Linked DNA regions of Homo sapiens: region 2 is linked to region 1. A link is a loop called in an ENCODE intact Hi-C map of the cell type or tissue named here. Cell type or tissue: OCI-LY7. All regions are shown on one strand. Each heading gives the region's core, and the rest is flanking DNA. Links, peaks and the distances in the headings are about the cores only.

Region 1 (11,242 bases), core at 2,146-10,145:
CTGTCAGGACTTGATGGTAAAAATTTTTCCATGCCCTTCTTTATGTGCCTAATTATAGCTTATCTTTAAGACATATTTCAGGTAGCACCTCATCCAGTAAGCCATTCTTGTTCAGATTAGGTGCCTGTATTGGTGATCTTGTACACAGTACCCTGCCCTTACACCTATGGAAGAACTTAGGAGTAAATCTTCACTCTCACTGATTTACTTGTCTCTATTCTTTTTTAAAATTTATTTATTTATTTATTTATTTATTTATTTACTTTTTTGAGACGGAGCCTCACTCCGTCGCCCAGGCTGGAGTGCAGTGGCGCGACCTCGGCTTACTGGAAGCTCCGCTTCCCGGGTTCCCACCATTCTCCTGCTTCAGCCTCCCGAGTAGCTGGGACTACAGGTGCCCACCACCACGCCCGGCTAATTTTTTGTATTTTTAGTAGACACAGGTTTTCACCATGTTAGCCAGGATGGTCTCCATCTCCTGACCTCGTGATCTGCCTGCCTCGGCCTCCCAAAGTGCTGGGATTACAGGCGTAAGCCACCAGGCCCGGCCGTCTTCTATTCTTTAACAGGCCATAAGCTCCTTAGAGGAGTGCATTTTGTACTCTCAGATTCCCCAGGTAGACCTACTGTATATGGCACAGAAAAGGGTCTCAGTTAATGTTGGCTGACAGAAGGAGTGATTGAACAATTATCTGTACATATTTACCACTTACACAAGGTGGAAATGCACCCAACATGAAATCGTACAAATGTCATGGCTTCCACCATGGAAAAAATTATGTATGCGTGAGGACAAGAGCTAAAAAACAAGAAAGAAAATGTCTAGAGTCACTTGTGAGGCTGGAACTGTGGTTTTCTTTCTTTCCTTTCTTTCTTTCTCTGTTTCTTTCCTTTCTTTCTTTCTTCCTTTCTTTCTCTTTCTCTCTCTTCTTTCTCTCTCTCTTTCTTTCTCTCTCTTTCTCTTTCTTTCTCTCTCTTTCTTTCTTTCTTTCTTTTCTTTTCATGTTCTAATATTATAATGATGTGACAAGAACTTGTAGAACCATCAGGTCCAAAAGCATCAACAACCTTGTCACTTGCAGCGTGGGCTGCTGATCAGCAACACTGACCTAACCTGGGAGTTTCTCACAAATGCAGAATATCTACACCCCATCCTACACCTACAGCGTTAGAACTCTTCATTTTAGCAAGCTCCCCAGGTGATTTCATATACGTATTGAAGTCTGTGAAACCCACTCAACACAGTCCTTCACTCTTTCCCTTATTAAATTTACAGCTGTTTGTTTAATTGACCTTTTTGTAAAGGTTCCGAGGACAACATAGTAAGGGATGCTCATTCATCTCTCTGCCAGTGCTTTCTGCGGTCTCTTCAGCTAGTTCTATCAGGCACTTCTGGCAATCTGGAGCGGCAGCCGGCTGGGCGGCGAGGAAACCGCTGCACGGATCCCGCCTCCCAGCACACGCAGTCGGCAGTTGCAGCCTCCAAGACCGCGGTGCCACCAAACCAAGCGCCGGACGCGGTGGCGCGCGCCTGTAATCCCAGCTCCCCGGGAGGCTGAGGTCGGCGGATCGTGGGTGCTCGGGGGTTCGGAGCTACGGCGCTGTGTGGAGCGGGCGTCCGCACCGGGCCTGGCACCAACATGGTACTCCCGGGGGAGCCCGGGAGTACCAGGTTGTCTAAGGAGGGGGGGACCAGGCCCAGGCCGGACACGGAGCAGGTCAAACTCCCCGTGTTGGGCGACGGTGGGACCGCGCCTGCGAGCAACGCCTGCAGTTCCGCCCGGGACATCCGACGAGACCCGGTCTCTTTTAACTTCCCTTTTCGGGATTTCTTTTAAAAAATCAACAGCATTATTTCTGCATACCAAGTGAGTTCACTGGTGGGACTGGTATATGCTACCCTTTGCTCGATCTTCCTTTTTTTTTTTTTTACCCCTCAGGGAATGATGATTCATTCAGTCAGTGGGAGCCGGAAGAAACTCGTTAGTGACTTATCATCTTGGAAATTTCTCCATGTTGCACTCTTCCTTTCCCCAAACAACAAGACAGTAGTCTGTTTTGCATTTTGCAAATGCAGTTGCATAAGAATTTAACAAAGACTATTCGCTTGGCCAAACTTTAGTCAGGCTTCTGAATCTTCTGCTAGGCCCATCTGTGCACTTCCTTGTAACGTCCAGTTTTAGCAAAGAACCCTGCCAAGTCAGTTTAGCAAGAACCCCCATATCATCTATGTTTAACCTCCATTTCTGATCAGGCTCCTCATTCTCCACCATCCCCCAGATGATTGATGTCTGATTACCTTGGCCTGTCTTCAGCAAGAATCCTGTTAGGTTTGTTTGGCCAGAATTCCCCTTACCTCTGAGGTTTTCTCTTGGTAATTTCCTGTCCACTGACCAGGACACACTGCTCCTTGGCTATAAATTCCCATTTGCCCATGCTATATTCAGAACTGAGGCCGATCTCTTTCCCTCACTGCAAAACCTCCTTGCAATGGTCCCTTGTGCCTATCCCGATAGTCCTGAATAGTCTTCCTTACATTGCTTTCAGAAGTATCACTAAATAATTTTTTTAAAAAACAAATTGCATGGCATGAGAACTTCATAATCTAAGACAGAGATTTGGAAAAGGTTTGAACTTCCAGCTTTTTCAGGAACTTCCCACATAAAAACCTGTACACAACTATTCTTATCGGATTGGATAAAACACCTAAAGAGACATTTCACCGAAGAAGATATACAGATGGCAAACGAGCACATAAAAATGTTTTCAACATCCTTAGCACTAGGGAAATACAAATTACGACCAAGATGAGATATCACTATACATCTATCAGAATGACTAAAATAAAAATAGTGGCAACAACCAAATGCTGATGAGGCTGTATACATGTAGGTGGGAATGTGAAATGTAGCTGTTCTGGAAAACAGTTGGCAGTTTCTTAAAAAGCTAAATGTGCAAGTACCATACCACCCGGCAGCTGCACTCCTGGACATTTATCTTGGCTAAACGAAAATTTATATTAACACTAAAACCAGTATGCAAATGTTTATGGTAGCTTTATTTGTAAAAGTCAAAAGCTGAAAATGACTCAAATGTCTTTCAGCAGGTGAATGTTCAAACTGGTAAATTCATACCACAGAATGCTAGTGAGCGAGAAATAAGAATGAACTACTGATGCTGAACAACCTAGATGAATCTCTAGAGAATTACACTGAGTGCAAAAAGCCAATCCTAATAGGTTACATAATGTATGATTCCATTTTCATAACATTCTCGAAATGATGAAATCATAAAAGTGAAAAACAGATTACTAGTTGCCAGAGGTTGAGGCAGGAACAGTAGGCAAGTGGGTGTGGCTGTAAAAGGGCCAAAAGGAATCCTTGTGGTGATGGAAATGTTTTGCATCTTGACTTTATCAATATCAATATCAATATCCGGATTGTGATTTTGTGCTATAGTTTTGCAAGATGTTACCATTGGGGGCAAGCAGGTAAAGGGGACATGGGACCTCTCCATATTATTTCTTATAACTGCATGTGAATCTACGACTACCTAAAAATTAAACATTTAATTTAAAAAAAGACCAAAGTCATTAAAATTGGAGGGATAGGGAGCTGAAAGGGAAGAGCAAGAGAGTATGGAGAAAAATAATGGAGAGTCAAGTTGATACAGGAGATACAAAGAAATTGCTTAGGTAGTTAGGGCAAAAGAGTCCTCGGCAGAACTTCTCTTCTAACAAAAAGCAGCCCTAGAAATTATTCCTTTTCTAACAAAGAGCAGCCTGCAAGATGGAGCTGCAGACATAGATAAGGAAGCTGGAAACTTGCATGGGGGAAGGCTGGCAGCTGCACCGATAGAAAAGGTCTACCTGGGGGTGAGGCATGTCCACCATGAGGCTCCACCTTCCCTTTTTTGTTAGCATGTGTACAGTAAGAAAGAAATGGGCAACATGGAGAAGTTCAGGCAGAGAACCCACCTGCATAATAACAGATTGGGGTGAGGGTTGCCAGAGATTCACACCCTATGCAGTTGGCACACCTGGTCCTATCTGGGTTTTTCATGCCTTATGTAGATCAGACACCATCTCCCCACTAGCTCATCTGTAAAACCCCCTGCATTTCACCGAATTTCGGCAACCCATTTTTCCAGGACCCCTCTCTGTAGCAGAGAGATATTTTCTTTCTTTCGCCTATTAAATTTCCACTCTTAACCTCTCTGTGTGTCCAGGTCCTTGATCTCTGTGGCTGTGAGACGATGAATCTAGGGTGTCACCCCAGACAACGAGGCTGCTTCAAAATCCCAAAGTCCAAAGGAGGACTGCTTCATAAGGGAAGGATTGTTTATAGGTTGGTATACTGTGCAAAATTAAGTATAGGACCAAAAACAGCCAAGACATTTGAAAGTTGGAAAGTTGATGGTAATGGTTTCCTGGGATTGGAAGGCAGACCTCCTCCGCTGATGAGCAAATAATGAGGTAAACATTGTTCTTTCAACAGGTTTGGTGCTGAGTGGAAGGAAAGAGTCTGAGGATAATGCATAAGGTCATGTGTTCCATTTTTGTTGTCCAAAGATAGAGGTTTAGACATTCTGTAATTTGAAGAGAGGCACGTAAGGAGGAGAGAGATGAAAGACACAAACATAGAGCAAAATGGAATGGGTAGAGGGTTCAAAAGCTCAGATGGAATATTAAGTAGACTTGGAAATGAGAGACCATTCCTCCGAGTAGGAAGACAGGGGTTGAATATGCCAAGAGCTAGCAAATTAGGAGGTTAGGAAAAAGGTGGCTGAGGGAATATGCTGGCTGTCTCCCTTTCACAGCGCAGCAGCCACCCCTCCCCTCCCCCACCTCTAGCAAGTAGCCACTTTTTCAACAGCTTAGGCGGCTCCTTTTTCCAGGAAACTTCCCTTCAGTTCACCGGCCGTGCCTCTCTCTATCCTTTTCCTCGGAGCAGGCTGTGCTATGATCAAGGCATTGTGACCCCTGTGACCCACACGTACACATCCAGAAGGTCTCCTGGAGCCAGAAAGTCTGGGACAACAGGAAAACCACAAAAGAAGAAAAACAGCTCCTGTCTTAGCTGATTAGCCAACCTTGCGACCTTCTACCATTGTAACATGCTCTACCCTAACTGATCAATCAACTTCGTGACACTGTGCTCTGTGACCCCTCCCACCTTGTGATAATGTACCTTGTGACATTCTTCCCTTGCCCGCAATAAACGGGCCCTTATTGTATCTTTCCACTGCTTACTCCTAACCTATAAAACTAGCTGCAATCCCACCACCCTCCGGTGGTGGGACTCCCTTTTCGGACTCAGCCCGCTCGGACCAGAGTGAATAAACAGCTTGTTGCTCACACTTAGCCTGTTCAGGTTGTCTCTTCAGTTAGACGCGCGCATAACACTAACAATTCACTTAATAAATATTTATTGAGGGAACAGAGGTCGCAAATAAAATGTAATTAGTATTGCTCAAGATTAAACTTCTTTCAGCACGTTTGCCTTTTCTTCTTTTATCTAGTGAGATGTTGAAACCCATACCTAGAGTTCTGCTACAGAAATAAACGTATCCCACAGTGTTCTTGCGATTTCCTTTATGAATTTGAGAAAAATATGACCCCATTTTAGGTTCTAAGGAGTGTTTCTGTATTGTAGAAGGAAAATTCCATATTTGTATTGCCGTGGGCACAAAAAACCGAGCGCTCTCATGCCGAAACCCGGGATCGAACCAGGGACCTTTAGATCTTCAGTCTAACGCTCTCCCAACTGAGCTATTTCGGCTCCGCCCACGCCACTTAAAAATAAGGCTTAATGAATTTATTACTTATGTTTTTTATTTACTATTAGGTATTTATTAAAAAAAAAACCCACAATGACAGGTACTCCGAAGGAACCAAAGACAAATTAAAAAATTATTTCGTTCTTCAAATGGCTCACCACTTTATGCAAAGAAAAGCAAGAAGACAATTACAAATTGATGCTACAATTTATTCTCGGTTGAATGCACACATCGAAACAGAGCACGTTCCATCATCCAGTTACGAACTTCCCAAATTACTCTTATGGCATTGCCACGCCCTCTGCCGTCCAGATTTTATTGGTTGGTGCAAAACAGGAGGTCAGTGAATACGAGAGCATGACCGTGCACTAACTCGTCGGAAAAGTAGAAGTCAACTGTGTGCGTATGTGTTGAGTTCTCGCTTCATAAATATGTTTTAATAAACCTACTTCAGCTTCCCTGGTGGTCTAGTGGTTAGGATTCGGCGCTCTCACCGCCGCGGCCCGGGTTCGATTCCCGGTCAGGGAATGAGGTTTTTCTGTTTTAACCTCCAAATTCTTTCATCCAGGAACGAAATCTCTGAGTAAACAGCAAATTGTGGATAAGTTAACTTTCAATTTTCATAGGAGGCATTTTCTGCATAGAAACCCTGTTCCTGTTTTAGTATTCCAGGTACAAAATGACAAGCAATGTAATTTTCAATTATTTTAAAACATTTATTAATGAATACTTAATCTAGCGTAGACCGAGTGTCCGGCATTGTTCTAAGTAAGCGCTTTAACATTTTTAACTCAATTGGGTGATTCAGTAAGCGGGAAATTCCGGAGACAATCCATTAGGAGTTAGTTGAGATTAGCATAACCTTTTGAAAAGACAGTTATGAAGATGACAGAGAAGAAATGGCGAAGTCATTTCTGGGAGATTTGATCGCTGTGTTCAAGCTTCTGAAGCTGCTAGAGCCTCGGTGGTTTAGACACCTACTCTATCTTCCTCGGATTTCTCTGTAAGTTTCACGCTGCTCCAACTGGGCGCTAGGGGATAGCCCTAGAAATACCTACACAGTAATTTAATATTCTGGGCCAAAGCAGTTTCAGGACTGCTTCATCTCTCCAGCGCTTCAACCTTTTTTCCCCTATGAAGGTACAAATTATGTTTTTTTCCTAAGAGAGGATAGGAGAAGGTCATAAACATGAAATTAAAACCTGCTGTCACAAAACTGAGAAACAGGCAAACAATGAATTCAGCACCATCTCTGAATGCACATTTGGTAAATTTACCGAGAGCTACTGGAGAAAAAGCAGACTTTTTGTTTCTCTCCTGACAAGGTTTGGTGACCCTGTGCTAACTGGTTCCTGTCTGACAATATCGGGGCATGAATCTTTGTTTCTTGGTCTGTCTAAAGAGCAGCTATTGCTTATTATTTCTTTCTTATATCTGCTAAGAGTTTGGGGCACGTATGACTTCTCTACAAGTTTCCAAACAAAGATCGTGGTGCTCCTGATCTTATTTCACCAACAAATGGAATATGTGATTTTTTGTTTGTTTTTTGAAATGGAGTCTCTCTTTGTCGCCCAGGCTGGAGTGCAGTGGCCCGATCTCAGCTCACTGCAACCTCCGTTTCCCGGGTTCAAACAATTCTCCTGTCTCGGCCTCCCGAGTAGCTGGGATTAAAGGCACGTGCCACCACTCCAGGTTAATTTTTGTATTTTTAGTAGAGACGCGGTTTCACCATGTTGGCCAGGCTGGTCTCGAACTCCTGATCTCAAGAGACCCACCCGCCTCAGCCTCCCGAAGTGCTGGGATTACAGGCGTGAGCCACCGCTTCCAGCCAGGATGTGATGTTGTTATGATCCAGTTAAATGAAGCAGGACTTTTTCTAATTAATTGCACTTTCTCTTCTCTTCCCTGGCTCCATATATTCACAGTTTCCAAAACTTCCTTGAGATGGGACACTCTTTTGTCATCTTGTCAGTTCTGTCCTTGAATTAATAAACTTTGACACATACATAAGATCAATTTGACTAAGAAATCTTATTTTGACATAGACATAAAAGTAATATGGTTTGTAAAATTCCTGTATATACGGAAGCCTTTTAATCTAATGTTTCATAGGAATTCAACCCTCTAGGCCTGCTGGTGATCAGTTCTTGAAAAGCACCCTCTTTTCGTGATATCACACGTTGTCTCCTCTATGTGCAGCAAGAATCTCTTGCTTCATTAGTTTTTATGCCTCTGCTTTCAGAAAACAGTCTGGTTGGGACCCCTGTGAAAGGAACTGTCTGGCTTAACTTATCTTGATTAATGCCTCTTTTTTTCTTTTCTTTTCTTTTCTTTCATTTTCCACATAAAGCTAATTGGATTAGAGAAAAAGAACTCTTCTTCGAATGCTACCAGTTTCTTTCCTTCTCATCTGAGCTATTATTCATTGTCCATAGGAAAAAAAATTCCCTAATTTTGGCACGGTAGGTTCTGTTTATTCACCAGACTTGCTACCGTTTACTCGTCAGCTCAGAGAGAACGTCGAAAAAATATAACAAAACCAAAATATGCATCAAGACAAGAGGAGGAAAGAGAATGTGAAAGACTACTAAAAAAAAAAAAAAAAAAAAAAAAAGTCAACAGCTAGGGTCAAGGAATCAATCTGCAAATATTCAGAGCCAGTAGGCTTGTACTACACTAGTCACTATGGAAAATGAAAAATGACCAAGACAGAAATCTCACCTCTTAACACCCCCCAAATCCCAATTTTCTCAACTGTAAAATGGGAATAAAAGTATTACAGTATTTACTATATAAAGTTGCGATGAGTCAATAACATAATACACAAAAGCAGTCAGCCAATTATCCAAATCCGTGTTATTAATATTATCATCATCATCATTCTTCTCACCGTACTTGGGGAATGAAGGAGACAGATACTGTGAGTAAGTTTTCCTTTTTTTTTTTTTTTTTTTTTTTTTTAGACAGAGTCTCGCTCTGTCGCCCAGGCTGGAGTGGAGTGGCGCCATCTCGGCTCACTGCAAGCTCTGCATCCTGGGTTCACGCCATTCTCCTGTTTCAGCCTCCAGGTAGCTGGGCCTACCGGCGCCCGCCACCACGCCCGGCTAATTTTTTGTATTTTTAGTAGAGACGGGGTTTCACCGTGTTAGCCAGGATGGTCTCGATCTCCTGACCTGGTGATCCGCCCGCCTCGGCCTCCCAAAGTGCTGAGATTACAGGCGTGAGCTACCGCGCCCCGCCAAGTGAGTAAATTTTCTATTGGGCACAGAGTTACCTGCTAAAATGAAGTGTGGAAAAATACAATGGGGTGTGTGTATGTGAGAGAGAGAGGGAGATTTGGAGGTGGGGTGGGGAAGACCCTATTTGAAGTGGGCTTTGAAGAATGAACAAGATTTTTATTAGGGAACAAAATGGAAACCAGCATTCCAGGACAAGCGTCTCAGGAGAAGCAAAAGCGCAGAGTTGTGAAAGCTCTTAGATTTTCAGAACTTTGAATTCTGAACTATATATAAACCTGGAAAATCTCGGTTAACTATGGGATGGCATCAAGATTTCAATTTCAAGCTTTCTGGTCATGCACAGTAAAGCTGGAATTAGAGTCTCTTACGTATGGCAGTTGTTGACAAGTCCGTACAGGTACCTAAGTGCTTCCCAGAAAATTCCTCAAGTTGGTAGGTCCTGGGGGAATCAGTTTAGTTCTAAAGAGAGGACTCATCAGAGATCTGTTCAACTTCCAGGAATCTGTGAGGATAGCTCCAAATCTCACTCTCATGCCCAGCCTATCAAACAAAGCAAACCGGTTGGACTGAAGCTGTGGGATCGGGACTGAAATAGAACCAGCGAGAAAGGCAGTCCTCCTCGATTCCTAGAGAGAACACATTCAGCCAGCAGTTGGATAGAGGATACTAGCAAGTCCCTCGCCAGGGCGGGGGAGCAGAGACACATTCCTGTCCCGTTTACATTCTTCCTCTGGCGGAGGCGGGAGGGTCGCTTGAAGCCTCGGATTTCGAGATCAGCCAGGACAAAAAAGCGAGACCCCCGTTTCTACCAAAAAGGGGGGGGGGTGGGCGGGGGGAAGAGAGAGAGAGAGAGAAAGGAAAAGAAAGAGAAAGAAAAGAAAGAAAAACTAGGCGCGGTCACGTGTACGTGTAGTTCCAGCTGCTCGGAGGTTGAGGCGGGAGGATCTCTTGAGCCCAGAAGTTCGAGGCCGCAATGAGCTCTGATCGTGGCAGAGCGAGGCCCTGGCTCAAATACATACATACTTTGTTCTGACTTTGTGTGCCCTTACTCTTTCCTCAGGTGCACGCTTGGGCTCGTTACTGCTCAGAATTTTAGAATCACAGATCCAGCAGTGATCAGGCAGCTGCAGCTGTCAGGGACCACCACCACCTACGCGATTGATCCGTGGGAGAAGCCGTCCTACTCTTTTCTTTCTCCTTTGTCCTTCTCATTCCTGACCCCTTCAGGATTCTCAGTCTTCCCTCCGGGAGGTAGGGATTCTACGGAGAGAGAAGGGTTGTGGGGCTTGTTCTGTTGCGGGTTCAAACCCAAATTGTCTTTTTCTTTTCAGACTTTTGGCCAGTCTTGTCTCGCTCCAACCTCCTACCCCCACCCCATTCCTCAGTGCATTCGTGAATTTCTCCAAGCAGGCCTTTCCAGATCGACACTAAGTTCCAATCCCGAGCTGTGTGACCCAGCACCAATTCAGTCACGATGATGACTTGCAATTGCTTAATCAGTTGGCCTTTCCTCCTAGCTGTGAAGGTGAGGACCGCCGGTGTCAGCGTTCGTCCTGAATACTCAGTGCCCAGGCACAGAGTAGGCATTCAGTCAATACTTGTTGAACGGGTTAATGGATTCCTGATGTTCACTGGTTGATATCGTCACTTTCAAATAATTTCTCCCATTTTTCTGTTTTGTTTTCACCCTCCTAGTTTACCGTGCAGGATTGCAAACACCAGAGAGAAAATCAGTCTCTGGAATGATGCCTTTGATGGACCAAGATGCAGCTGATGAAGCATTGAACCAATTAGCACCTAGCAGGAGGGCACCCTTGCTCTGTGTCCTTGAAGGTTAAAGCTGTCAAAAAGTGGTCTCCCTCAAGTTCGGCCATCTTGCTCTCAGAGATCTAGAACTGGTAGGAGAATATAGCCTTGATAGTGGAGAGGAAACTATTGCTGTTGTGAGGGACTGAGAGAACCAGGCAGAGAGCCCAGATTGACACAGCAGGTGACAAAAGAGGCGCGCCTACCTTGGGGAATACGGAGGAACAGAGGAAAGTGAGACCAGGAGAAAGAGCAGGGGGGCGGGTGTGCAGGCCGGGCGCCGTGGCTCACGCCTGTAATCCCAGCACTTTGGGAGGCCAAGGCAGGCGGATCACAAGGTCAGGAGTTCGAGACCAGCCTGGCCAATATGGTGAAACCCTGTCTCTACTAAAAATACAAAAATTAGCTGGGCGTGGTGG
Region 2 (11,242 bases), core at 1,185-9,184, 320 kb before region 1:
ACATTAGCAACTCAGCACAGTACCCCAGTGTGGTCCTTTTCCAGCCTGAAAAGGCTATGTTTGAGTGTGGATTTCACCACAATGAGGCAAGAGAAAGTAAAAGTACTTACTAACAGTTAAGCACAGTAGAATTGCTAGTCCTATATCAAATGGATTGGCTTTTGAGAAGAAATTGCATTATGTCAAGTAGCCTAGGAATATGAATATTAGATCATCACACTTTGGATTACTACTCAAGTGAAATAGTTATTTGAACTATAAACATGCATTAAAAATCTTGATGAACAACCAGATATAACTGAAGGAAAGATGAAGTACTTGACATTTAAAGGTAGAAACACAGTTACATGCCACATAAGGACATTGTAGTCGACAATGAGCCACATAGATGACAGTGGTCCCATAAGACTGATTATAATAGAGTTGAAAAATTCTGATCACCTAATGACATTGTAGCTGTGGTAACATAGCCCAGTGCATTATTCACATGTTTATGGTGATGCTGGTTTAAACAAACCTACTGCTCTGCCAGTTGTGTAAAAATATAGTACATACAATTATGTACAGTACATAATACTTGATAATGATAATAAATGACTATGTTACTGGTTTTGTATTTACTATACTATACTTTTTATTGTTATTTTACAGTGTACTCTTTCTACTTATTACAAAATAGTTAACTGTGAAACAGCCTCAGGCAGGCCCTCACAAGGGATTCTTGAAGGCATTGTTATCATAGGAGATGACAGCTTCCTACTTGGTATTGCCTCTGAAGAACTTGCAGTGGAACAAGATTTGGAGGTGGAAGATGGTGATATTGATAATCCTGACCCTGTCTAGGCCTAACCTAATGTGTGTGTTTGTGTCTTCATTTTTTAAAAAAAAAAGTTTTAAAAGTTAAAAAAAAAAAAAAAGCTTTTCAATAGAAAAAAGCTAATGGAATATAGATATAAAGAAAAAATGTTTTTTGTACAGCTTTACAGGTGTTTGTGGTCTTTTGGATTTTTTGTCTGTTTGTTTTTGTTTTTTGAGACGGAGTCTTGCTCTGTCACCCAGGCTGGAGCGCAGTGGCGAGATCTTGGCTCACTGCAACCTCCGCCTCCCGTGTTCAAGCGATTCTCCTGCCTCAGCCTCCCGAGTAGCTGGGATTACAGGCGCCCGCCACCACATCTGGCTAACTTTTGTATTTTTTAAAATTTTTAGTAGAGACAGGGTTTCACCATGTTAGCCAGGCTGGTCTCAAACTCTTGACCTCCAGTGATCAGCATGCCTCAGCCTCCCAAAGTGCTGGGATTACAGGCATAAACCACCATGCCAAGCCAGGTGTTTGTGTTTTAAGCTAAGTGTTATTACAAAAGAGTCAAAAAGTTTTTAAAAATTAAGTTTATAAAGTAAAAAAGTTACAATAAGTTAAGGTTAATTTATTATTGAAGAAATAAATACTTTATAAGTTTCGTGTAGCCTAAGTGTATAGCATTTATAAAATCTACAGTAGTGTACAGTAATGTCCTAGGTCTTCACATTGACTCACCACTCACTCACTGACTCACCAAGAACAACTACTACCAGTCCTGCAAGACACATTCATGGCAAGTGCCCAGTACAAGTGTACCATTTTAATGGAGTGCAATGGCGCAGTCTCAGCTCACTGCAGCCTCGACCTTTGGGCTCACTTGATCTTCCCATCTCAGCCTCTTGAGTAGCTGTGACCACAGGCGTGTGCCACCACACCCAGCTAATTTTTGTATTTTGTAGAGATGCGGTTTCACCATGTTGCCCAGGTTGGTCTACAACTCCTGGGCTCGAGCGATCAACCCGCCTTAGCCTCCCAAAGTGCTGGGATTACTGTCGTGTCCCACTGTTCCTGGCCCCATTTTTATCTTTTATACCACATTTTTACTGTACCTTTCGTATGTTCGGATACACAAATACCACTGTATTGCAATTGCCGACGGTATTCAGTTCAGCAACATGCTGTACAGCTTTGTAGCCTAGGAGCAATAGGCTATACCATACAGCCTAGGTGTATAGTCGGCTATATCATCTAGGTTTGCATAAGTACACTCTGTGACGTTCGCACAATGACGAAATCATCCAACAATGCATTTCTCAGAACATTTGCCCCTTATTGACACACGACTGTATAAAGATTTTTATCTTTGGCCGGGCGCGGGGCTCACGCCTGTAATCCTAGCACTTTGGGAGGCCGAAGCTGGCGGATCACAAGGTCAGGAGATTGAGACCATCCTGGCTAATACGGTGAAACCCTGTCTCTACTAAAAATACAAAAAATTAGCCGGGCGTGGTGGTGTGCCTGTACTCCCAGCTACTCGGGAGGTTGAGGCAGGAGAATGGCGTGAACCCGGGAGGCGGAGCTTGCAGTGAGCTGAGATCGTGCCACTGCACTCCAGCCTGGGCTACAGAGCAAGATTCCATCACAAAAAAAAAAAAAAGAAGATTTTTATCTTATGAATATCTATTATTGGAGATATCTCTGAGAAAAATTTACCCACTTGAACAACAACAATAGATCCAATATGATTTTAAATGACAACAATATAAATGTAAAATGACATTATAAATATAAAATGACTACAAAATAAATACATAACCATATCATAAGGGAAATAAAGAGAGGAAGAAATCTCCAAAAAAAAAAAAAAAAAAACCACCAAACACAACCAAACAAAAACCCACCAGTAATTCAAGTCCAGCATAGTAAGTGCATGAAGTAAAACCATTTAACCCAGAGGCACAGACAGAAGCCTTAGTCAAAGATGGCAGCTCTACCTTAGTGCTTCCAGAGCCAGAACTCATGGCCTGGGGCCTATTTTGGGGCAGAGATACAGAACTGAGTCTCCTGCAGGAGGCTGGGAGACTCCAGAGGCTTTCCCACGGTGGAGACGCTCTTAGCTCTTAGGGAAAATAAGAGTCAAAGCAGTATCTCGGTATCCACTGGCCCTTTAGTCATAGACATATGAGCAGTTCGCAGACATTTTAAAAGTCAAGGGCCGGTGGAGGTGATGTAACTTAATCTCACCAGGTACAGTTCTGCCAAGTAGAGAGAAGCTTCTATTTTATGTTTTGTCTTTCCAAAATTGTCCCAGGACTAAGAAATCAGAATTGCCACTCCTTGAGATCCCTGCTTTGCAAAGCTAGGTATTGGGGAAAAAAGCCGATCCCTTAAGAATTCAGGGCCTTCTGGGATAGAAGAAATAGACCCTTAAACTCTGTTCCCCCATAAAATTTGAGGTTATTTGCCAGTGGTCTGAGATGGCTCTGACCTCATCTTAAAGCAAGGGAAGACAATTGAAATAAACTTATCTCATGGAAAAGGGAAATTGATAACTTGGGACTGTCTTACTAAGGAAAGGCTTGTTTTAATTGATCGTATAACTCTGGGTTCCTGATAGGAAAATTAAAAAAATTTTAAACAATATTTCAAAAGATCGCTATTTTAATTGGTAAAACCAGACCTAATTTTCTGTAGCTTTTCTGCCGAAAGAATATTAAGAGAAGCAAAAGGAAGAAAGAAAAGGGGCAATTTTCTGAAAACATAAAAATAAGCGGACAGCTGAAACCTGGAGAAAAATCTTTTATTTGCTGGTCCTATTCCTTAGCATTGAAAAGCTAAAAAGACTCCTTTTTGTTACCAGAATGAAACTGCTCTGAGCCTCCATTTAGTGGTTGCTACAGTCTTGTGCTAGAGAAAATTAGATGTGAATCAAGGTTATTTAGTGAGGAATATAATTTATTATTTTCATGTTAAAGAGAAATGAGATACAGCAGACCTACAACATAATGTAGGAAAATCTTCACATGGTTTATTCTTAGGCTGTGATCAATAACCTCAGTAATTTGAAATAAAATACATCATGGTGGGTAGACAGAAATTTAACAGTGATTCTCTCTTCTTTCTTGTCTGTATTGGGCAAACCTGGGAAAGTTTAAACATTCAAGGGAGGAAATCTGGCAGTGTTTGGCAAGAATCTCTAAAATACGAAGTAAGTTATAACCTGTGGTCAACTGGGATGAAAGGCAGACTTTGGGTACCGCCCTACCCTGCGACAATATAAAGGACCTAAGAGAAAGATGGTAGATGGGAAGGGGAAGACAGTTACATGTTACGCACTGAAAATTCAAATAAATAAATAAATAACTATAAATCTGTCACTTAAATTATTTGCTGAAGGAATAAATGGAAGACTCAGGCTTTCTGTGACCAAAATAAAAGAATCTATTTTTTTTTCTTGGAGGGGATATAAAGCATGCATAGCTTTAACCTGTGGGTAGCTGAAGTATTAAATCAATGAAATGTGTAACTTCTCCAGGTCTCTTATATGAAATAAATTTAGGGAACTGATGGGGGAAAGAGTGGCACTGAGGGCCACTGGGGGCAGACATTAGGAGCAGAGTGGGGACGGAAATTTCAGTTAAGAAACATTCTCCAAGACCCTCCATTTCTGAATGCTTTTCTCATTTGTAAAAAGATTTTCAGGACAAAGGAAAGATCCTTCCAGAAAAGATAGAAAATGTTTTGCCAACGACTGTTTTTACTTAGGGAAACTACTGAACTGCCCCCCGATTCCTTACCGCATCTCTGCATTGTCCCAAGTTGGAAGTTGAGACTAAAGCACCAAGATACAAGAGACGCGGCATCCCAAAAGGAGATTTTTGTGTATTCTGCGAAATACACAAAAGGGCTAGCCAAAGAAAGTCCTCACACACGTGCATGGTATAAAAGCACCAGCTTTAAAAAGAGAAGTGTTTTTGTTTTTTTGTTTGAGAAGCATAATTGAAGTGAGCAGTTTTAGAATCAGTGCAGCAAATTTAGAGATTTCAAAAGAGATCAATATAGAAGGGATCAAATCCACACAATCATGGGAACGCTATGAACTCACTGGCAAAATGCAGTCACTGAAGGAAAAACGTCAGTGTCAAAATGCTACTATTTCACCTCTTTGTGTACGATTTCTGAGAGAACTGCCACGTTTGGAGATGCTAAATTTACCCAATGCCTTCGTAGCCTCCGGCCTGGGAAGAGTACATTTTCTTTCCTGCGAGCTTGAGGAGAAATCCATATTTTTCCCACTAAGCCCCAAAAGGTGAAACCTGAGACCGGACCTCAGCCTACCGTTGGATCCCCCACCACAAACCCAGCAGCAAAACTCAGTGAAAAGATGAATTCGTTCACAAAACATCCATTTAGGATTTTTATTGATAATTGTCCTTTTATTGGTAAATGTTCCTTCCAGCACCGCCCTAATGGAACAGGGTCCAAAGTCACTCATCATATGTAAATGCGGCTGAGAATGGAGAGGAATAAATTTTTTTTTCTTTTTCTTTTTTTTTTTCGAGGCGAAGTCTCTCTCTTGTCCCCTAGGCTGGAGTGCAATGGCGCGATCTCGGCTCACTGCAACCTCCGCCTCGCAGATTCAAGCGATTCTTCTGCCTCAGCCTCCCAAGTAGCTGGGATTACAGGCGCCTGCCACCACGCCTGGCTAATTTATGTATTTTTAGTAGAGACGGGGTTTCACCGTGTTGGCCAGGCAGGAATGAAATTTTAAAAATGAAAGAGCTACAGGCGTAACCAAAGCAAGATATAAATACGGGAGTGGGGGCAATATGATTAATTTTCCGATTCTACAGAAATAGGCTGTGACTGTATCTGTAAAAGAAAGACGGTTCCGGAGCATAAATACAAAAACACTGGAGATGCTGGGGATCGAACCCGGGACCTCATGCATGCTAAGCATGCGCTCTACCACTGAGCTACATCCCCACCTCGAAAAACGTTCGTCTTTAAACTGCTTTTATGAAAGAATATAGAAATTTACCTCAGTTTTTTTTTTTTTTAAACATTTATTTATTCTTTCATGAACGAACGTTAAAATTTTCATTTCCCCTTTTTGTAGCCCTCTATCACCAAGAAATTTTGATTAACCAGCATCTTGCAGACATTTGGTAAGGATTAAGAACAGACTAGAGGAGGAAATTTCAGTTAAGAAACATCCTCCCAGACCTTCCTTTTCTGAATGCTTTTCTCATTTGTAAAAAAGATTTTCAGGACACAGGAAAGATCCTTCCAGAAAAGATAGCAAATGTTTTACCAACTACTGTCTTTACTTAGGGAAACTACTGAACTGCCTCCAATTCCTTACCCCATCTCTGCGTCCTATTCCCAAACTCCAGAAACCGCTACACGCCTTTTCTTAGAAAACAAGGAGGTAGTGAAGGAATTTCTGTTATAAAAATAAACTCGTTCCACTCCGTTAGCAACTGGGACGGTTAAAGGCTAAAGATGTTGGATTGCCTCCCGCGGCCCCCTGATCCGCATTTTATCCAGAGAATACAAATAAAATCCAGAGAGTAGGAATCCTCAGATCCTACTCTGATTCTTTGAAATGAAGAGCCCAGAATGAAGTTGGAGACGTGTTACTTCTAAGATCGAGGCTAAATCTCTGCTTCTGTGGCGCATTATTTTCTGTAGAGGGAATGGTTCTCTCTACAGAAAATGTAGAGATGGTTCAGACTCCTGTCTCACCAAGGGAACAGAGAAGGCTTTATACCTGCGTAGAGAGTGCAGAAGTCCTCGGTTACAGTCACCTGTGACCGAATCTGGAAGGATGGATAGGAATGCCAAGTAGAAATGAGGGAAGGGCTGTGCTTGGGAGTGTTCAGAACGGTTGGAGTTGGGAGAAGGAGCAAGGTGGGGAGGAGGCTCTAAAAGGTAGCTTGGCAAGATGACACCAGCAATTCTCACCCTACCTTGCACTTACAGCATCCAGAACTAAATGCTTTTCCAGAGCCGCCAGAACTAAATGCTTGTCCAGAGCCTTCAGAACTAAATGCTTGTCCAGAGCCTCCAGAACTAAATGCTTGCACTTACAGCCTCCAGAAATAAATGCTTGTCATTTAAGCCACCCAGTTTATGGTATTTTGTTATAGCAGCCGGAAGTGACTAAAAGGTGGAGTTTGTTAAAGGAATGGACATGTGTCAATGAATATTATAAAATTCATTAATCTCATGCAACATATTAGAGGATTAAAAGAGGGAAAAACATGTAATAATCACAACACTTTCAGAAAAGTTTTCTCACTGCTGAGTGGAAAATGGAAGTAATAGTACTAAATATCTTTTCCAGATCTGACATTCACATAATTAATCATGCACTACTCTAGACCCCAGTACACACCTGGAAGGTAAGGAACATATCTAACAAAAGACTCAGACAACCATTAACACCTCTGCTTGGAAACAAGATTTTTTTGGAATCATAGTGTGTCTTCTTGTTTCTTCCAACATGATTCACTTTGAACTTTAAATCTGATAAGTGTGGGAAGTGAAAACCTCTGGCCAGGATAGAGTGACAGGAACCAGAGTTACTATTCCACCTGAATCAACCAAAAATTTCTAAAATGGCAAAATGTGAAACAATGAACATTAGGCAATGAAGGACAGTGATCTCTGAGAAATGCGAAACAAGATGAGCACAACGAATGCCTCAGCTTACTGCCTTCAGAGGTATCTCCAGGCCACCACACAGGTGTTATGGTTAATTTTATGTATCAACTAGACTAGGTTAGAATGCAGAGTTGCTTGGTCAAACTCTTGGTCAAAGTTTCAGAGTTGCTTGGTCAGAGTTGCTTGGTCAAACATCAGTCTAGAAGTTTCTGTGAAGGTGTTAGATGTGATTAAGATTTAAATCAGTAGACTTTGCCTAGGTTGGGCACTATGGCTCAGGCCTGTAATCCCACCACTTTGGGAGGCAGAAGCAGGAGTATCACCTGAGAATAAGACCTGCCTGGCCAACCTGGTGAAACCTGTCTCTACTAAAAATACAAAAATTAGCTAGGCGTGGTGGCACATGCCTGTAATTCCAGCTACTCAGGAGGCTGAGGCATAAAAATCGCTTGAACCCGGGAGGCGGAGGTTGCAGCTAGCTGAGATTGCATCTGTTCCAGCCTGGGCAACAGAGAGAGACTTTGTTTCAAAAAAGAAAGTAGACTTTGAGTATAGCAGATTACCCTCTATTGTGTGGATGGGCCTTACCCAATCAGCTGACTTGAAAGAAAAGGGAAAACAAGAGGACTGAATTCTACCTCCAGGCTGCCTCCAGACTCAAGACCACAACATTTGTTAACTATCGGCATGATGTTCCCTAACAAATCCTAAAAGCAAGACCTTAACAATTTCTTAAAAAGGAATCCATTCACTGCACTGATTTGGGAAATATAAGTTTAAATCATTCTTTCTTTTTAATAGATAGTTGACTATTCTTTGGTAAGAGAGGAAGGCAGGCCTCCCTTTACCACAATCACTTGAAATAATTGTATGGGATAACCAGAATTCCCTATCTCAGAGAGCAAAAAGCAGGACCTTAGAGTGCACTGAGAATACTGATGATGTGAGTTGTTTCAAGAATCAAGAAGGGAATTTCTGGTGGATATATTTTGAGGTGTATTCATTCCATGGTATAGGCATTCTTGTCTTGTCGTAAAAGCTGCCACCAAGACTTTGATGCCAGAATTATTTTGAAAAATATATATCACATCATGTCACATATGTATCAATAGGTTCATATTGTGCCATCATGTCTGGAAAACCGTCTTAGCTACTGAAAAGAATGTTCCCCTGAACTGGAAGGGCAAGGGAGAGAAGGACGCCACTAGGAGTAGATTGAAAAAATATCTGAACAATAAGGAGTCAATCATATAAAGATAAGGAAATGGAACATTCCATGGAGAAAGAAGAGATAAGGTAACAAGCTCTCTGGTAGAAATTAACTTAGTTGGTTCAAAAATTATAAAAAAGGAAAGTGTGATTGAAGTTTGATAAATGATTCTAGAGGCTAGACACTGTAGAACTTTGTAAAGGCAAATAAGAGTTGGAATTTTATGCTAAAGGTAGTGAAATGGAGGGTGCTACTTTGGTTGTTTACCTAACATTCAGTCCTTCTTCCTTGTAAAATTTTAATTGTCTTCAGAGGGTGATGTGCCTCATCACAGGGGATGAATCATAATGTAATTAGGGCATGGTTCTTAACCTTAACTGAACCAATACTCTCTCTTTACAACAAGTTTTTTGCAGCACATCAATTAATATCCTGAAATAAAAGTGATAGTTAATGTAAACTAGCTACAGATACAATTTTTCTTTCAAATTTGTAAGACTCCTTAACTGGTATACATATGAGAAATAAAAATATAGTAATTCAAAATGGGTAATAAGACAACATATATTTCCTTATGGAAGTGGTAGGGAATTACAATCTTTTTAATACTCTCAGCAAAACCAATAAATGACTATTTTAGAAAACATTATACAGTCAAGTTCTTGTACCTTTCAAAAGAATTAGTTTGAATGAAACAGTAATGAAGGCACAGGTATGTAGTGTTGGATGTTTAAAGCCAAGAGCCATGCTTGCCTTGCCAAACTGATTTGTTAATATGGTAAACAATTTTTTTTTTTTTTTGAGATGGAGTTTCACTGTCTCACCCCAGCTGGAGTGCAATGGCATGGTCTTGGCTTACTGCAACCTCCGCCTCCCGGGTTCAAGTGATTCTCCTGCCTCAGCCTCCCGAGTAGCTGGGTGCCATCATACCCGGCGAATTTTTGTAGAGACGGGGTTTCACGATGTTGTCCAGGCTGGTCTCGAACTCCTGACCTCGTGATGCGCCCGCCTCAGCCTCCCAAAGTGCTGGAATTACAGGCGTGAGCCACCGCGCCCAGCAGGTTAACAATTTTTAATAAGTTCCAAACAAAGTACTATGAAACATTTCCACAATTTACAAAGTAGTTACATTCCTGGATTATTTGCTGTATGTGAAAAGTGTGGCCGGGCGCGGTGGCTCACGTCTGTAAGCCCAGCACTTTGGGAAGCCGAGGCAGGTGGATCACCTGATGTCAGGAGTTCGAGACCAGCCTGGCCAATATGGTGAAACCCCGTCTCTACTAAAAATACAAAAAAATTAGCCAGGCATGGTGGCGCACACCTGTAGTCCTGGCTACTCGGGGGGCTGAGGCAGAAGAATCGCTTGAACGCGGGAGGCGGAGGTTGCAGTGAGCCGAGATCTTGCCATTGCACTCCAGCCTGGGCAACAGAGTGAGACTCGGTCTCAAAAAAAAATTAAAAAATTGTTCAGAAATAAATAACTTGTGTTTATACATAAAACAAAGGTTCAGAAACTATAAACGGGTTAGTTGTTTTTTTTCTTACCTGCATGAATTTTCCAGAAACCATATAAAAGTCTTGCAGAATGTACAACCATTTTTGTTATGAGGAATTGCTGTGTTTATTTGTAAGATACTCTTACCCCTTTCCATTAGATGTCTGTAGCAGCCACTAGTCTCTGTGAAAATCAACCCCTCTAAAAATGTCCAAGTGGAACTGTCCTGAGAAACGCTTATTCAATTATTATCATCTATTTCTTGTTTATAGCAATTGATTTAGAAATGAGTATGAGACACTGTTGTGGCTGACGCAATTTAAGTACAGCCTTCCTGAGAGGTTTCTGGGACAAGTATTTCTCTTGTTAGAAGACAAATGTGCTAAGGAAGAATGTTCTTTGCTTTTGCCTTTACTTTCTTGCTTCAGAAACACTACTTTGAAGACAAAACACAGTGTTTGGAGCTACTGTGATCATGAAAGAGACACTCTTGACACTTAAGGATGACAGAATGAAAATGTCGCTGGAAAAAAGAAGGGCCTGATCCAGATCCCAAGAAAGGGTTCTTGGATCTCACCCAGGAACGACTTCAAGATGAGTCTTGGAGCTACTCCATTACCAAGTAGGGTGTCAGAAAGCAGGAGGAGGAACGTACTATCCTTTGTTAGTTTCTTTACTTATAAGAAACTCTGAGGGGCCGGGCGTGGTGCCTCACGCCTGTAATCCTAACGCTTTGGGAGGCCGAGGCGGGCAGATCACCTGAGGTCAGGAGTTCAAGACCAGCCTGACCAATATGGCAAAACCCCATCTCTACTAAAAATACAAAAATTAGCCAGGTGTGGTGGTCTGCGCCTGTATCCCAGCTACTCAGGAGGCTGAGACAGGAGAATTGCTTCAACTTGGGAGGCGGAGGTTGCAGTGAGCAGAGATCATGCCACTGCACTCCAGCCTGGGCGACAAAGTGAGACTCCTTCTCAAAAAAAAAAAAAGCAGACAAAAAACTATGAGGAGCTATAATTAAACTTGTAATATGTAGATGTGCTTACTAAAGGTAGGGGCTATTGTTTCT

The links. Peaks named below come from ENCODE experiments on the same cell type or tissue, not always from the same donor. Only the 100,000 strongest peaks of a DNase experiment are listed, where the experiment ranks them.
Region 2: a loop joins it to region 1, with 2.1 times the contacts of the local background. A loop is called at or near these places in 4 of 110 quality-filtered maps.

The regions. Positions count from the first base shown.
Region 1 is chr6:28,975,965-28,987,206 of GRCh38, forward strand. TRF-GAA1-2 (tRNA-Phe (anticodon GAA) 1-2) reads right to left here and starts at 5,780; the gene lies at 5,708-5,780. It overlaps TRE-CTC1-6 (tRNA-Glu (anticodon CTC) 1-6), which reads left to right and starts at 6,235; the gene lies at 6,235-6,306. HCG15 (HLA complex group 15) reads left to right here and starts at 8,785. Exons shown (of 3, transcript NR_135289.2): 1 at 8,785-9,020; 2 at 10,713-10,915. It also overlaps the pseudogene RN7SL471P. RefSeq lists a cis regulatory region at 4,667-5,489. In OCI-LY7, for the core only: CTCF peaks have their summits at 5,344, 5,547 and 6,021; DNase peaks (open chromatin) are centred at 4,847, 5,287, 5,767 and 6,147; H3K4me3 peaks cover 3,360 bases; H3K27ac peaks cover 1,537 bases.
Region 2 is chr6:28,652,524-28,663,765 of GRCh38, forward strand. It overlaps LINC00533 (long intergenic non-protein coding RNA 533), which reads right to left and starts at 1,952. Exons shown (of 3, transcript NR_135285.1): 1 at 1,909-1,952. It overlaps TRA-AGC4-1 (tRNA-Ala (anticodon AGC) 4-1), which reads right to left and starts at 5,785; the gene lies at 5,714-5,785. LOC105374996 (a long non-coding RNA gene) reads left to right here. Exons shown (of 3, transcript XR_926657.3): 3 at 652-711. In OCI-LY7, for the core only: a CTCF peak has its summit at 4,425; DNase peaks (open chromatin) are centred at 4,408 and 5,738; H3K4me3 peaks cover 2,844 bases; H3K27ac peaks cover 332 bases.